2 separate regions of the Mus musculus genome follow, and region 1 is linked to region 2. Evidence: chromatin contacts called from ENCODE POLR2A ChIA-PET data. All regions are on one chromosome and are shown on one strand. The core of a region is the stretch at or near the end of the contact, and the rest is flanking DNA. Distances in the headings are between cores, read along the strand shown. Region 1 holds the start of Cdc42bpg (CDC42 binding protein kinase gamma (DMPK-like)). Region 2 holds the start of Atg2a (autophagy related 2A).

Region 1 (6,952 bases), core at 2,387-4,886, 65 kb after region 2:
CCATATGTCCACCCATTTGGAGTGTTGGACATTTCACAGTTAATATCCAGAGTGCAGCAGGCAGGAATATGGTGTGGGAGCTGGCACAGGTTTAAATGTGAGGGGTCTCCGCTGACCCAAAGGAACCTTCAAACAAGCCCTGAGCAGCAGAGGCAGGGATATTGGGCTCTCTGCCTCAGATGGCCCCATGTTATTCCTAGACAGAAATGTTATACAAACCAACTGGAGCCCCATGAGGAACCCATGCCACCAGGTTTCCCTTGTCCCAATCAGGTGCCTCTCTCCATTGTCCATAGAAGGTGTTCAGAGAGAGGGTAAGGAGACTTGCCCGCGGCAGTACACCTGGGCCACAGTAAGCAGACCCATGGGACCCCACAACCAGCCTCCGGTCCCCAGCTCTCCGGAGTCGAGGAGGACAGTCGCTCGTTCTTGGAATGCTGAACCACAGAGTTTTTGCGCTGCTTCTGAAACTGGGGCTAGGAGACTCAGCCGCCCCAAGGGGCATTTTAGATGAGCAACTGCAAGCCTAGACTCAGAAAGCCTGAAATGTGGCCACAAAAATTACCGGCACCTTTCCCCTGGCCCATCTTGTATCTGGGTTCCCTTCAGACTCAAAGGGTGTCAGAAACACCCAAGCATTCTGCCCCAAGTCCCTTCTCCTTCAGGGTCTGTCCCTTCTGGGAACTTTGTTTCTCTTGAGCCTGAGCTCTGAGGTGACACAATCCATTCTTTATCCAGAAGCTTTTATAGGAGCATTTACCAAGCCTGTCTAGGGAGGGCCTTGCCTTCTTCCATATGTCCCACAGCCCACAGTACCCTTTTGCTGCTGGCAATGGGGAATAGGCACTCAGGGTGCGGACTACAGGAAGAACCTAGAACTGTTTGTGTCACTGCCTCCTGGCCTCCCTGTGTCAACCTGTGAAGGAGGTAGATAATAATATAGCTGTCTGGTAGAGATCAGAGATCTGTGTCCACTTTGAAATGACAAGGAGCTCCTTAAGAGGGCAAGGCGCTATCTGTTGCCAGGGCCTCTCCCCGAGAGCTGGTGCCAGCACCTCCACCAGAGACTCTTGGGAGACAAGGGAGGGCTGCCGTGGAGCAGGTCCCTCCTGCAGACCTGGGTGAGCCTCCAGGAGGCAATGACCGCACAGTAAGCCCATGCTGTGAGAAGAAACAGAACGACAGTGGCCTGACTGCTCAGACTGGCTGGGGCTGGCACTCTGCGGCTGACAGATTCATTCATCCACTGGACTACATCATGAGCCAAGTATAGTGCTCTGCTGTGGGCAAGGCCAGGCCTCTGGCCTGGGAGCCTAGCTCAGAGATCAGAACAGAACCAATAGGATAAAGGGTGCCAGATCCTGGGGCTTCTCTGAGTGTTTAGGTTAGAAGCCTGGCCATGTGATGAAGCCAGAACAGGGTCCAGCAGACAGTGAGCCTTTAAGGACTTTTGGACATGTGATAGGGACCACTTAGCAGACAAGGAAGCAGCAGCTTGTAAAAACAGTGAGACAACTAATCCAGGTGCAGCTCAGGTGGGTGAGAGAGTCCCCTAGCATGAAGAAAGCCATGGATTCCCTAAAACTTCGTGGAACAGGTCCATGGGAGGAGGTAGAGGTGGAAGGACGAGATGTTCACCTATCTAGACTGTAGAGAATTAAATCCAGCCCAGGATACCCAGGTTTCAAAATAAACAAAAAACTAGGACAGAACCTAAAAGGACTGAGTGCCTGAGATGACTGGCGTGCCCAGTTATTTATTTAATTAGTGAGACAAGGTCTTTATATATAGCCCGGGCTATCCTAAAACTCACTATGTACACCAGGCTGGCCTTGAACTCAGAGATCTTTCTGTCTCTTCAGAGTACCGAGCCACCATATCCAGTCGGTGTGTTCAATTGAGTCCAGCTCTGGCCTTTCTCTCCCACTCTGGTATGGCATTGAAGCCTGCTTGGGGTTGGGATTTTCTCAGAATTCAGCTTTCAAAGAGGTTAAGGGTCTTGGGGAAGTTGATGCAAGGACCTTGCCAAGAGCGGAGGCCTGGGCAGTTGGCCCTTGACTGACCTTTGTGACTAGAGAATCAGCATTACAGGAAGGGTCCCAGCCTCCTAGTTCTCCATGACGACTTGCAAATACTAGACACTCATTCCTCCCCTAGTCTCTGGCGCCTCCTTGTGGCTTCTGTGGGCCCCAGCCCTGCCCTGTGCTGAGGAGGTTCAGAATCCCTGAGAGAGCCAGTAGGCTCCATCAATTCACCCTGTAATCTAAGAACTAGGAAGTTGAAGCAGTACGCCTGGGAATTCTGGGTCATTCTTGACTACATAGTGTGTTCCAGATCAGCCTAGTTTATATGAGAGGATAAAAACAACACCAACAACAAAAACCGTAAATCCAAACTCCAGTCTGCCCTCCCTGACCCTCCCTTGGCAGTGCCATGGCATTGAATTTGAATCCTGAGTCTCTTTCCCAGCCTGATAGATCTGGAAAGAAATATATGCCTGTGTTTTCCCCATTTCAAATTGTGGACCTCATGGAGAAGGGGCTTCTGTAAAGATCAAATGAGAGACCTACAGTGGTTGGTTGGTTTTTTTTTTTTTTTTTTTTTGTTTTGTTTTTTTTTTACAGGGTTTCTCTGTATAGCCCTGGCTGTCCTGGAACTTACTCTGAAGACCAGGCTGGCCTGGATCCCAGAGATCTACCTGTTTTTGCCTCCCAAGTACTGGGATTAAAGGCGTGCACTCCCACACCACCACCCCAACATAACCCCTGTAATGTTTCTAGACCCCGTTAGATGGGATTTGGGTGTCCCACTCACTTTGCCCCTGCAAACATTCAGAATGCTTCCTCCCTCAACGCTGATGACTCGATCCTGTCAAGGTCTTCAGCTTGCAGTCTGGAAGGAGAGGCAAGCCCTCTAAGTAGGCCTTTAAACAAGTTGTTCAAAAGACACCAGAGCACCCTTCTCTTTGGTATCTGGCCTGTCACCATCAAGACCAACACAGATGGCCAGAAATAAAAAACCTCCCTGGACACAGCCAGCACCTCCACCTCCTTTGCCTCCATCAGCACATCTCAAACTTCTTGTGCCCTCCACGTTCCAGTTCAGGGCCTTGTTCCCGCCAAAGCCTTGAAAATCAGTCCCATCTAGGTCCACACGAGAATCTAGTTTCAGAGACCCCCTACCCTCAGCCTTCCAAAGCCGCAGTGTATTCATGCTAAATGAGTGTGCCCATCCTACCTCAACTACATGTCTCTGGGTTAGTTTTAAGGATTTAAAGGAGATCAGAAACTTTTGGGGGTAGATGGGTGTGTTGCCTTAGCGCCGCTTTCAAACCGAGGCCAGAGCGGACTACAACTCCCATCCGGCTTCAGGGCCGCAACCGTCCCTAGCCCCTCTGGCCTGGCTAAGGGACAGGCCGCTGGCCGGGTCCCGCGGGAAGTTGCGCTAGGCTCTGTCTAGGTTAGTGTCTCATGAGGGTCTAGGTGGCGCTGGGACTGGGGTGGCACCGTGATCAGAGGGGCCTTTTGCGACCCCAACGGACCCCCTCCAACCCCGCCCAGGAGTTACTTTTCGTGGCCCGCCCTCCCACTTCCTGGACGAGGGTCGGCCCCGCCCCCGCGCGCCTCCGCCTTCCCACCTTCACCTTCAGCCGCGGCTCCCATTGGCCGGCGCGCACCTGCCCGTCCGTCGGGGGCGGGCTTGGAGGGCGGGGCGGGCGACCAGGTGAAGGAGCGCGGGTGGCGACCGAGGAAGGTGACAGCGGGGAGGGCGGGAGGGAGGGGGGAAGCCGCGCAGAACGAGCCACGGGACCACAGACGGACCGCCGGGCGGACGGACGGACGGGGCATGCGGGCGGCCTGGCTCTAGCCCGGGTTTCGGGGCTCCAGCGGCAGCCATGGAGCAGCGGCTGCGTGCGCTGGAGCAGCTGGTACGGGGCGAAGCTGGTGGCAGCCCAGGGCTCGACGGCCTCCTGGATCTGCTGCTGGGGGTGCACCAAGAGCTCAGCAGCGCCCCCCTGCGCCGGGAGCGTAACGTGGCGCAGTTTCTGAGCTGGGGTGAGTGGTCCGGGCAACACCCGGGAAGGGAAGCTGGAGGGACGACAACACCTGGAGCTTTGTGCCCCCAGACCTTTTCCCGGGAGTGGCATATTCCTGAAACTTCCTCATTGTGCTGTATCTAACGCTTGCCGTTGGTCTCCACAGCCCGCTCGCTCACCTGCACCTTACTTCAAACTCCCAGAGACAGGTACATAAGGTACACTTCCCACATACCCTGCTACAGACCCCAGACATGTTGCCAATACACATCTTTCACAACGGTCACCTCATGCTCTACCTAGAACATACATTTAGGCGGACACCGTTTTGTGTGACATAAACATACAGACTTTCTCTATTTCCTCCGTTCTTCAAGAGGACGGGCACTTTGTTCTAGGACCCCTCTCACCTGTCACACACTCAAAAGTCCTCGTCCTTCACCTTGCAGACAAGTCTCCTTACTTCAATCCCTAGCCGGGACCAAGAACCAACCTCAACCCCTTTGGAGGATTTGGGGTCTTGTTAGAAGTGGTTTTATTTGATTCGTCTGAATCCTTGGGAATGGCTGACTTAGGGTGATCCTAAACCCAATGTGGGCACTGGACACATCTGGCCAGGCTTTGGTGAGGAGGGCATGGGAATTGGGCCTGAAACATGGGGTGTTTACCCTGTAGGCGATCAGAGTTCTTGGTGCTCCTGAGCTATGGGCAGACACAAGGCTAGGCCAAATATGGATGGGGGTCTACCAGCCAGTCCTGCCATTTCTTTCTGGGGTGAGAGCAGTTAGACGGCCCTGCCCCCGTTGCCTGCCTGTTTCTCTGTGACTCTTCTGTGTTTTACAAGTGTCTGATTTGTCATCACTCCCACATGACACCTGTACCTGGGTGTGTGCATGTGGCACATGTGTGTGTGTTTACACATATGTGTGTTTCTCCCTGCCTGCCTCTGGCACCTCTGCTTGGGACCCCAACACAGGGCATGTCTGTTGACTTCTCCCGAGGTAACTCCAAGGCCGGGTGTGACTCACGCCTCTCCTGCCCCAACTTGTCCCTGCTCCTGCCCAGAGCCCCCACCCCTTCTGGCAAGACAAAGGTATTAGGCATCCTGTCCAGGAGGTTGGATCTGGGCACCAAGTTTGGCCAATGTGGCTGGTGGTCACCTCTGATATTTCTGCAGGCTGGCAGCTGCTCCTCCCTGGCTCCATGCATAAACCTGGGAAGAGACAATTAATTTCTGTAGTGAGGTTTGCACACCTCCCCCGCTGTGGGGGTTCTGCCTGATAAACCTGTGGAACAGCTCTCTGTCCCACCCACAGGCCCGCCCAGCTGGCAGGGAGTTTACCTTCTGGCAGGGGGAAACTGAGGCAAGGTGCCAGATCGTAGATGTCCCCCAGTCCTCACTGGTCACTCCTGTCTTCATCATTTCCCAAGACTCGGTGCCCTTCCCCCTGGCCTACAGCCACTTCAGTTATGGGGAGAGCCTGGGAGTGGTTGGACCTAGCCCTTGCGGAGGTGGTGGTAGGGCAAACAGACTGTGATGCGGGAGGAGGTTCCTGCCTGTATAAGCCCCATCCAGAGAGGGAGGTAGGGCTCTAAGTGGCAGGGCTATCAAGCCTGGAAGGAATCCTGTGTGCTCACACCCTCAGGTGCTGGCATTGGGCACCAGGTGAAGTTTTTGGCCCTGTTTGAGTGTCTTGTGAGTACCTGAGCAGGCTGGTATCTGTTCCTGACCCAGAGGCCCCACTTGGGGAACACAGAGCCTGTCTTTCTGGAGCACTGTAGAAAGTGTCCTCCCTGCCCCCAGGGGCTACCCCAGGCCTCACCTCCAGCCAGATTGCTCTGTGCTACAGGGTCCCCAGACCCAGGCCCACAGTTCCTGAGTGGCAGAGAAACTTTCTGGGGACAAAGAATGTCACCTATCCAGTTTCCCAGATAGGCCCCTGGGCTGGCCTTGAGGGGTCAAAGGCTGTGAACTAGGGGTGAGAGTGGTGTCTTTATTGTCTCTAGGGTATTAGGCCCCTGGCTAAAGAAGACCACAAGGTCCCTCTGTGCCTCATAAAGAGACTACTTGGAGTCTAGAGCCCAGGAAGGTTCTGAGGCTAGGTGGTCCACTGAGTCAGGACCCTCACCATGCTTGTATCATGACCAAATAGTCCCTGCTTCTCATCTGTCCCTCAGCTGGGTTGTCTCTGGGAGAGTCACCCCTATCCTAACCTCATGGGAGATTGTAAGGAAAAAAAAACCCTCGCTGTCCGCTCTGTCCCCTCAGCCAGCCCCTTTGTAACAAAAGTGAAAGAGCTGCGTCTACAGAGAGATGACTTTGAGATCTTGAAGGTGATTGGCAGAGGGGCCTTTGGGGAGGTAAGTAAGCCTTGGGGTGGGTGAGGAGGAGGGGCCTTGCACTTGGTCTGGTCTAGACCAGGCCTTGCTTCATCCCCTCAGGTTGCCGTGGTGAGGCAGAGGGGCAGTGGCCAGATCTTTGCCATGAAGATGCTGCATAAGTGGGAGATGCTGAAGAGGGCTGAGGTCAGTTTGGGGTCAAGTGTACACTGCAAATGGGTAGGTGAAGGTATGCTTGCTGCCAGGAGAAGGGGCGGGGCCACTCTGAAGAATCACCCGTCTCTTACCCTTCACAGTGAACTTTACTTAAAATGAAGGGATTGTCCTATTCTTTTTATGGAAATAATGAGGCCCAATACCAGAAAGCCTGGGCTCAGGTTCGTCCAAGGCTACCCCAGCCTGGGGTTGAGCAGAGCTGTTCCTTTGATCAGAGTCTCTAGGCTTTTGTGTTCTCCATTCCCTGAGCTACTAAAGGGGGAGTTCCCGGGAGCTGACCCCATTGTCCCCCCTGCTCTTCAAACCTGCTTCAGACGGCCTGTTTCCGGGAGGAGCGAGATGTTCTAGTGAAGGGAGACA
Region 2 (7,179 bases), core at 3,128-5,627:
AAACTAGTGGAAGAAAATGGCTTTGGGATTTTAAATTTTTGATGCGGAGGATGAGGTGAGGCTTCCCACAAGCAGAGCAAGAGCTTCCTACTCACCTCAGAAGTAGACTCGCTTTCAAACAGGCATTGCAAGATAACGGGTTAAAAAGTATTTTCTTACTCTTTTTAAACTTGGGGGTTGTGTTTGTTTGTTTGTTTGTTTGTTTGTTTGTTTGTTTTGAGACAGGGTTTCTCTATAAAACCCTGACTGTCCTGGAACTCACTCTGCAGACCAGGCTGACCCCAAACTCAGAGATCTGCCTATGTCCCAAGTGCTGGGATTAAAGTTGTAAGCCACAATACCCAATTCTTTTCACACTCTTACTCTTAGCAAAGTGTCATTGTATTTATTTATATCTTTCTGTGTGCCTGTGCTGATGTTATTCTAGCTGCCCTGGGACTCACTGCTTGGAATTTGTGAGTGACCCTCTTATATTTTTGCTCATTCTTTACAATTGTAGACTGGACAAACTGTAGATTGGAACTCATTATACAGACCAGGCTGACCTCAAATTCACAGAGATCTGTCTGTTTCTGCCTCTTATGCAGGGTGTGGTGTGCCACTACCACACCCTGTATACATACTTACACAGTTTGTATATTTTGACCCAGGGTCTCTTTATATAGTCCTGGCTTTTCCTGGAACTCACAATGTAGGCCAGGCCAGCCTGGAATCCACAGAACCTTTCTCTGACTAGCAGGTGCTGAGATTAAAGGTGCAGGACAACCAGTCTGGTTATTTCACTTTGTAGCCCAGGCTTACCTAAAGCTCACAATGTAGCCCAGGCTGGTTGATTCACAGCCAACCCTCTGCTTCTCTTTCTCAGCTGCTGGGCTTGCAGGTGTGAGCTACTACATCTACTTTATTAGTAGTAGTTAATTTTAAAATTTATTTATAGTTAATCTTATTGATTGACTGATTGATTGATTGATTGATAGCCCAGGTAGCCGAGAGACCATTAGCCTTTAAAAAAATTTTTTTTAATTTACTGTATATAGATGACTACACTGTAGCTGTCTTCAGACACACCAGAAGAGGGCATTGGATCCCATTGCAGATGGTCGTGAGTCACCATGTAGTTGCTGGGATTTGAACTCAGGACCTCAGTGCTCTTACCCTCTGAGCCACCTCTCCAGCTGGCCTGAGCCTTTTATGTCGCAGAGGATAACTTTCAACTTGATTCTTCTGCCTCCACTTCCCAGTGATGACAAATTTGGCGTCACCGAGTCCAACTCACTTCTCTTGGATGCTCTCTAAAGACCCTACTACATAATGAGCGGCCGAGCTGCCATCGGAACAGAAAGGTGGAGGATGTGAACAAGTCAAAGTCACAGCCCAGTGTGAGTATTTGTTTAGTGTGTACAAGGACCTGGGTTCAATCCCCAACACTGCTAAAAACAAAACAACCCAAACAGCAACAAATAACAAACAAAAGAATAAGTAAAATAAAAATAGAATCTCCTGTTGGGCCTGATGTAGCATGCCTGAAGTTTCAGCACCCATGATAAATGACAGCAGAGGATTAGGAGTTCAAGGCCAGCCTTGACTACAGCTTTTGAGCAGCCCAAACTATCAGACCTGGTCTTGAAGCACAGAGATTAACAATTTGCATTTGGCTTAGGACCCCAGGAAAGCAGACCTGGCCTCTAGGTTCTCCCAGCATCCCTCAGTTCCTTCCTGGCATACCCTGCCCTCAACCTTGAACTTTCCAGCCTAGAGGCTCTTGCCTATAGAGTCCAGACATTTTGGTCTCTCTCTTCTCTTTCTCTCCCTGCTCTCTCCCCCCCACCCCCACCCCAGCCCTATGGTGACTCACCTGGCCTCAATCCTTGGGGCCAGTGAACTCACCTGATTGCAGCTTCCCAATAAACCTGCTTTTAATATAATCTAATCTGCCTTGAATTGGCTCTTGTCACTGGCAGTGGGGAAACAATCTATCACCTACCAAGAGCTGAGAAGAAGCCAAGTCTCTCCCCTAAGCCAGGATTTTTGCTTATGCCATTGTTTGTTTGTTCATTTGTTTTTAAAAAAGGGTCTTTCAGGGCTGGAGAGATGGCTCAGTGGTTAGGTACACTGACTGCTCTTCCAGAGTCCTGAGTTCAGTTCCCAGCAACCACATGGTGGCTACTGTAAAGTGATCAGATTCCCTCTTCTGGTGTGTCTGAAGACAGCTACAGTGTGCTTATATACATAAAATAAACAATCCTCTTATAAAAGAAAGAGAGAAAGAAAGGGAAAAAGAAAGAAAGGGTCTCTCTGAGCTGGGTGTGGCAGTGTCTTGGGTGGGAGGCAGAGGCACGTGAGTTGAGGCCAGCCTGGACTACAAAGTGGGATCCAGAAAGTGTCCAGTCAGGGCTGTGACACACACAGAGAAATCCTGTCCTGAAAAACCATAAAGGGGGGTGGGGGGCCATTTTTAGCTGCCAGGCTGTAGGAAAGAGGAGATCCCAGTTTATGGAAAGTTGAATTATTGATTTTAGGATTAGACATATGAAAAGCCATTATTTCAGAGAGGACCCCAACAAACCACAGAAGGGAGGGACCTTAATCTGCTGTGCATTCCTTAAATGGGAGGGGAAGAGGAGGGAAAAAAGACCTTCCTGGTGATGGGCTAAACAACCTTCATAATCCTATTTTCTACCTCTTAAATTGGGAACACTAGCAAACCAAATGAAAATGAGGACATGGCCACTCGAAAGTACAGCTGAGGAGAAGGCATGGGTTCCTTGTGGATGCAAGGAAGAGAACAGCCAGAGGCATCTGGAAGAGTCCAGAGCAGGGAGAGAGGGGAGCAGGGGTGCAGAGAAAGCAAAGAGGGCAAAGAAATGAACCTCCAGGGCTGGAGAGGTTAGGGGACAGGGTCTGCCAGCCAGGATGACTCTGTACCATGTACTTATGAGTAGGGACTCAGGTAGCCCAAGAGGTTAGCATGGACCTTGATAGATATACATTAGGCACCAAAGACTCTCATTGATGTGAGTCATAGTCCCTTTTGCCAGAGATAAGCAGAATGGCTCCTCTTAGCAAGTAGGAACTATCATCCCCCACTCCACCCCACCCCACCCTGCAGGACCGGGTTTCTCTGTGTAACCTTGGCTGTTCTGGAACTCCCTCTGTAGACTAGGCTAGCCTGGAATTCAAAGACTGGCTTGGTGTATGTCCCTGAGGGAATCCTCACTTTTGTCTAAATGTCTGAATTTGGGAAAAGGAATTTCTTGGGGACCTGACAGAATTTTTAAAAAGAGAGAAATGGGTGTGTGTGTGTGTGTGCCTTCAATCCCAGATTTTAGAAGCACAGGCAGATGCATCTCTGATTTCAAGGATAGCCTGGTCTACAGAGCGTTCCAGGACAGCCAGGCTACACAGAGAAACTTTGTCTCGGAAAAAACAAAAAACAAAAAAAGGAAAGAACAAGGAAGAAGAAAGAAAAAAAAAAGTGGAAACAAATAGTGCCTTTTTAGGGAGTTGTTAACAATAATGGATAAGATAAGCGGCTAGGAGGAGTGGGGAGAGGGGTTTTGTGGAGGCAAACTGGGAGGAATAACATTTGAAATGTAAATAGATGCCTGGCAGTGGTGGTGCACGCCTTTAACGCCAGCACTTGGGAGGCAGAGGCAGGCTTTAGAGGCCAGCCTGGTCTACAGAGTGAGTTCTAGGACAGCCAGGGATACACAGAGAAACCCTGTCTCGAAAAACATACAAACAGAAATGTAAATAGATAAAATAACAAATAAGCAAATGAAAAAAGATAAAGGACTAAAGCAAGTTTCATAGGGCTGGGCGTGATGATGTATGCACGCCTTAAATTCCATCATAGAGAGGCAGAGGCAGGAGGATCCTATGAGTTCAAGGCCAGCCTGGACTACAGTGTGAGTTTCAGAACCGCCAAATACAGAAAAGCTTGTCTCCAAAAAAAAAAAAAAAAAAGTTTTATAAAAGTGCAAATGTGCATTTGTTGCCAAAAGATAGACTGCAAAATTCGCACTGACTTTACTCCTCTGATAAGCTTGTCTACAAATTGGGTGAGTCACTGTTCCTTTAAATTCTTCCCAATCACCTAAAAAAAAAAAAAAAAAGTTGGACAAATCGGCACATGCGCACTCTTCCTGGCCCGGACTGTCGCCCTACGGTTGCAGCCTTTCCGCAGCTTGAAGCAAGGAGGTTAAAGGTCCTCCCACTCAGAATTTACGCGCAAGCGTAAACTACGATTGGGAGCATTTCATCTCGCAAAGAGCCCAGTCCCTTTTTCGCTCTTCAAGGCTCCGCCTCCCGCGGCCAATCAGTGGGCCTCGCCCTTCGCAATGACCAATGGCAGCGAGCGTGGGGGCGTGGTTGGGCGTCCGGGGGCGCGGCCTGGCGCTGAGAGAAGCGGCGGGGCGAACCGGGGGCTCTAGTGAACAGCACAGCCGGACCGAGATCGCCGGCTGTCGGCCAGCGGAAGCGGCTCGGGCCCGGCGGTCCCCGAGATGTCACGATGGCTGTGGCCATGGTCGAACTGTGTGAAAGAGCGTGTCTGCCGCTACTTGCTACAGCACTACTTGGGTCACTTCTTTCAGGAGCACCTCAGCCTGGACCAGCTCAGCCTGGATCTGTACAAGGGCAGCGTTGCCCTGCGGGATATTCACCTGGAAACCTGGGTGAGGAGGCAGGGCAGAGGTGGGATGGTGTGGAGAGAGGGAGCACGGGCCAGCGAAGGGTCCTCGCGGAAGGTTTGGGCTGGAGGACAGGCACCGTGTTTGGAGAGGCCAGTGGGTCTCGACCGCCTCCGCCAGGCCCCCTGGCTGGCCCGTCACCACTTAACCAGAAGCTAGGAGAGAAGTCTCTGTCTTCACCTCTCTAGGAGAGACAGACTAGGAAGTGAGGTGTTACTTTAAAAAAAAAAATGTCACCATCATCATACGGAGTTTGGGAGAGCTGCTTGGGGAAGGGGATTCCCGGGAGCTAGGGGAGCAGAGAGATGTTGTGGGGAGCCAGGCAGTAACAAGAGCTGGAACTAGGGTAGTCAGGGAGGCTTTGGGGGTGTTAAGAGCCCTGCCAGGGGCACCTGTAGAAAGATGTGTCCTGACCTCCTCACCCCATGATCCTGGGCATAAGGGGTGGAGATCGCCCCCGGATGTGGATGTCAACAACAGCGTCACTGCCTTCTGTGTTGATCCACACCTCGTGTGACTGTTGCTGCTCTCTACTTCCTGCTTTTGGGAGAGTGGGAGGGGCCTAGCTTGGGTTTAGGGAAGGACTTGGTCTCTGGCATCTCTACCTGGAGGGCAGCCCTCCAGGAGAGGTGTAGAGGTTTAGCTTCAGGCTAGCTGGGGTGGGGGATGGGAGGAGAAGCTGGGCCTGATGCTCAGGAGGTCTGAGGCCTAGGGTATGGAGTTGAGCAGGAGGCTGGGGGTGGCAGGTGAGGGGCATTGACTCACAGCTGATGGCTGGGAGTAGCCAAGGAGCCACCAATTAGAGGCTCCAGCTAAGGGCTGGTATGGGGTCATCCTAGCTCCAAGAGCAGTAGAATGGGCATGTGGCAGGGCTGGCCTCTTTCTCTTTTCTAGCTGGCCTATGGGTCTGCAGCTTCACTTAGAAAGAGCTAGAGGTGAGCCATGCCTTTGGGAACAAATATGGGTTGAAGAGATGGTGGCATCTTCTAATGGCCTGGTATAAGAGGTGTCTGACCTTCGCCTCTTAAACCGCTCAGAAAAATATCCAACATCTGGGTGTTCCCTTTTTTTTTTTTTTTGCTTTCAGCCAGAATGCCTTCTCAGTCCACTCTCTTGTTTCTTTTTTTTTTGGGAGGGGGGGCTGTCCAGGGCCCTGGCTGTTTTCTAGCCTCTCCCAGACAGCCCAGGCACCTCACTTAAGCCCACCCCTCTCTGCTCTTCACCCTACAACCCTACCTTGAAGGCATTCCAAGCAACTACATGGTCCAAGGACCAAGTTGAGCCCTTCCCAGCCTCAGCTTTCCTGGTACCTGGAGTGACTAAGACAAATGCCTAGGCCTCAGTGTCCCCATCAATAGAAGAGGAAGGTTGACTCAACCTCTGCTTGCCTCTGGCTCTGGCCTTGTTTGTTTATCCGTGGGCTCAGCGGGTGTTTACCGAGTACTACCCAGAGCACCTGGGTTCTTAGGGAGAAGACTAGTGACTCATGGCCTCAGGCGTTCCCAGGCCGACAGGGATACAAACCCAGCACAGCATCCCCTTCCTATGTCTTGATTGTATAGCTCTACTGTGGGTCTAGGACTGGGGTCATTTGGCCTTGGATCAATCCCTCTCCTGGACCTAACCTTGAACTCTGCCTGTCTAGGATGAAGATGTGTTACTTGCTGCTCTTGACTAGGTCTCTCTGCTTCTTCTCATGCCTGGGGTGGGCCAGCATCCTACTTCCTCCACCTGGCTGCTTCCTCCTCACTCTGGCTCACCTTTGGGGTGCTGCTGGGTTATATGCAGGTTCTGCTCACCCTTGCCTAGTGCTCAGTGACTCCGAGTCAGAGCCTGGCATTCTGAGACCCTGGCTACAACCTAGCCAGGCTGGGAGACGAAGGCACTCATTATCTATCCCTGCAGCCTCTGGTTGCCACATAGAAGGTGCTCAGAATCTCGTATACCATGTAGCCCAGGTTGGCCTCTAGCTCAGCATATACAGCTTTGACCTCCTGATCTTCTGGCCTTTGCTTCCCTAGTGTCAGGACCACGGTGAGCCTCACCACATCCAGTTGTACTCTGCTGGAGATGGAACCCAGGGCTTACTGCATGTTGGGCAAGCACTTAACCAACTGTATACCAGGCTGGCCTAGATCTCCAGACAGTCCACCTGCCTATGCTTCCTGAGCACTGGGGCTAAAGGCATGCAGGCTACCACACCCCGCAGTAAATAGAGTTTTGAAGCAAACATAAGAAGGAAACTTCTTAGCTGGCCCAAAGGGCTGAGCACTGTCTAGTGAGACAGAAACAGGTCAGGGCCTAAGGGAAGGCCTTGTAAGTAGCAGAAAGAAGGATGACCATGCCAAGAGTGCTCTCCAAGACAGTGGCTGTGTGAGACTGTGGCAGGTAGCCATATTCAGAGTCTTGGTGAGCTGATTTTTATTTCCCTTGCCTCTTACCCAGTCTGTGAACGAGTTTTTGAGGTCAATGGAGTCACCACTGGAAC

The links. ChIA-PET counts read pairs that join two places held with the same protein, here RNA polymerase II (POLR2A).
Region 1: POLR2A ChIA-PET joins it to region 2 with 10 read pairs in Patski. The contact joins the promoter of Cdc42bpg here to the promoter of Atg2a in region 2. POLR2A ChIA-PET finds 5 or more read pairs at or near these places in 3 of 5 experiments (Patski and embryonic stem cell).

The regions. Positions count from the first base shown.
Region 1 is chr19:6,302,821-6,309,772 of GRCm38, forward strand. It overlaps Cdc42bpg (CDC42 binding protein kinase gamma (DMPK-like)), which reads left to right and starts at 3,637. Exons shown (of 37, transcript NM_001033342.1): 1 at 3,637-4,055; 2 at 6,306-6,397; 3 at 6,479-6,562; 4 at 6,907-6,952. The coding sequence starts at 3,896. Gm52380 (a long non-coding RNA gene) reads right to left here and starts at 3,726. Exons shown (of 3, transcript XR_003952842.1): 1 at 3,644-3,726; 2 at 2,815-2,892.
Region 2 is chr19:6,237,291-6,244,469 of GRCm38, forward strand. It overlaps Atg2a (autophagy related 2A), which reads left to right and starts at 4,378. Exons shown (of 40, transcript NM_194348.3): 1 at 4,378-4,676; 2 at 7,137-7,179. The coding sequence starts at 4,506.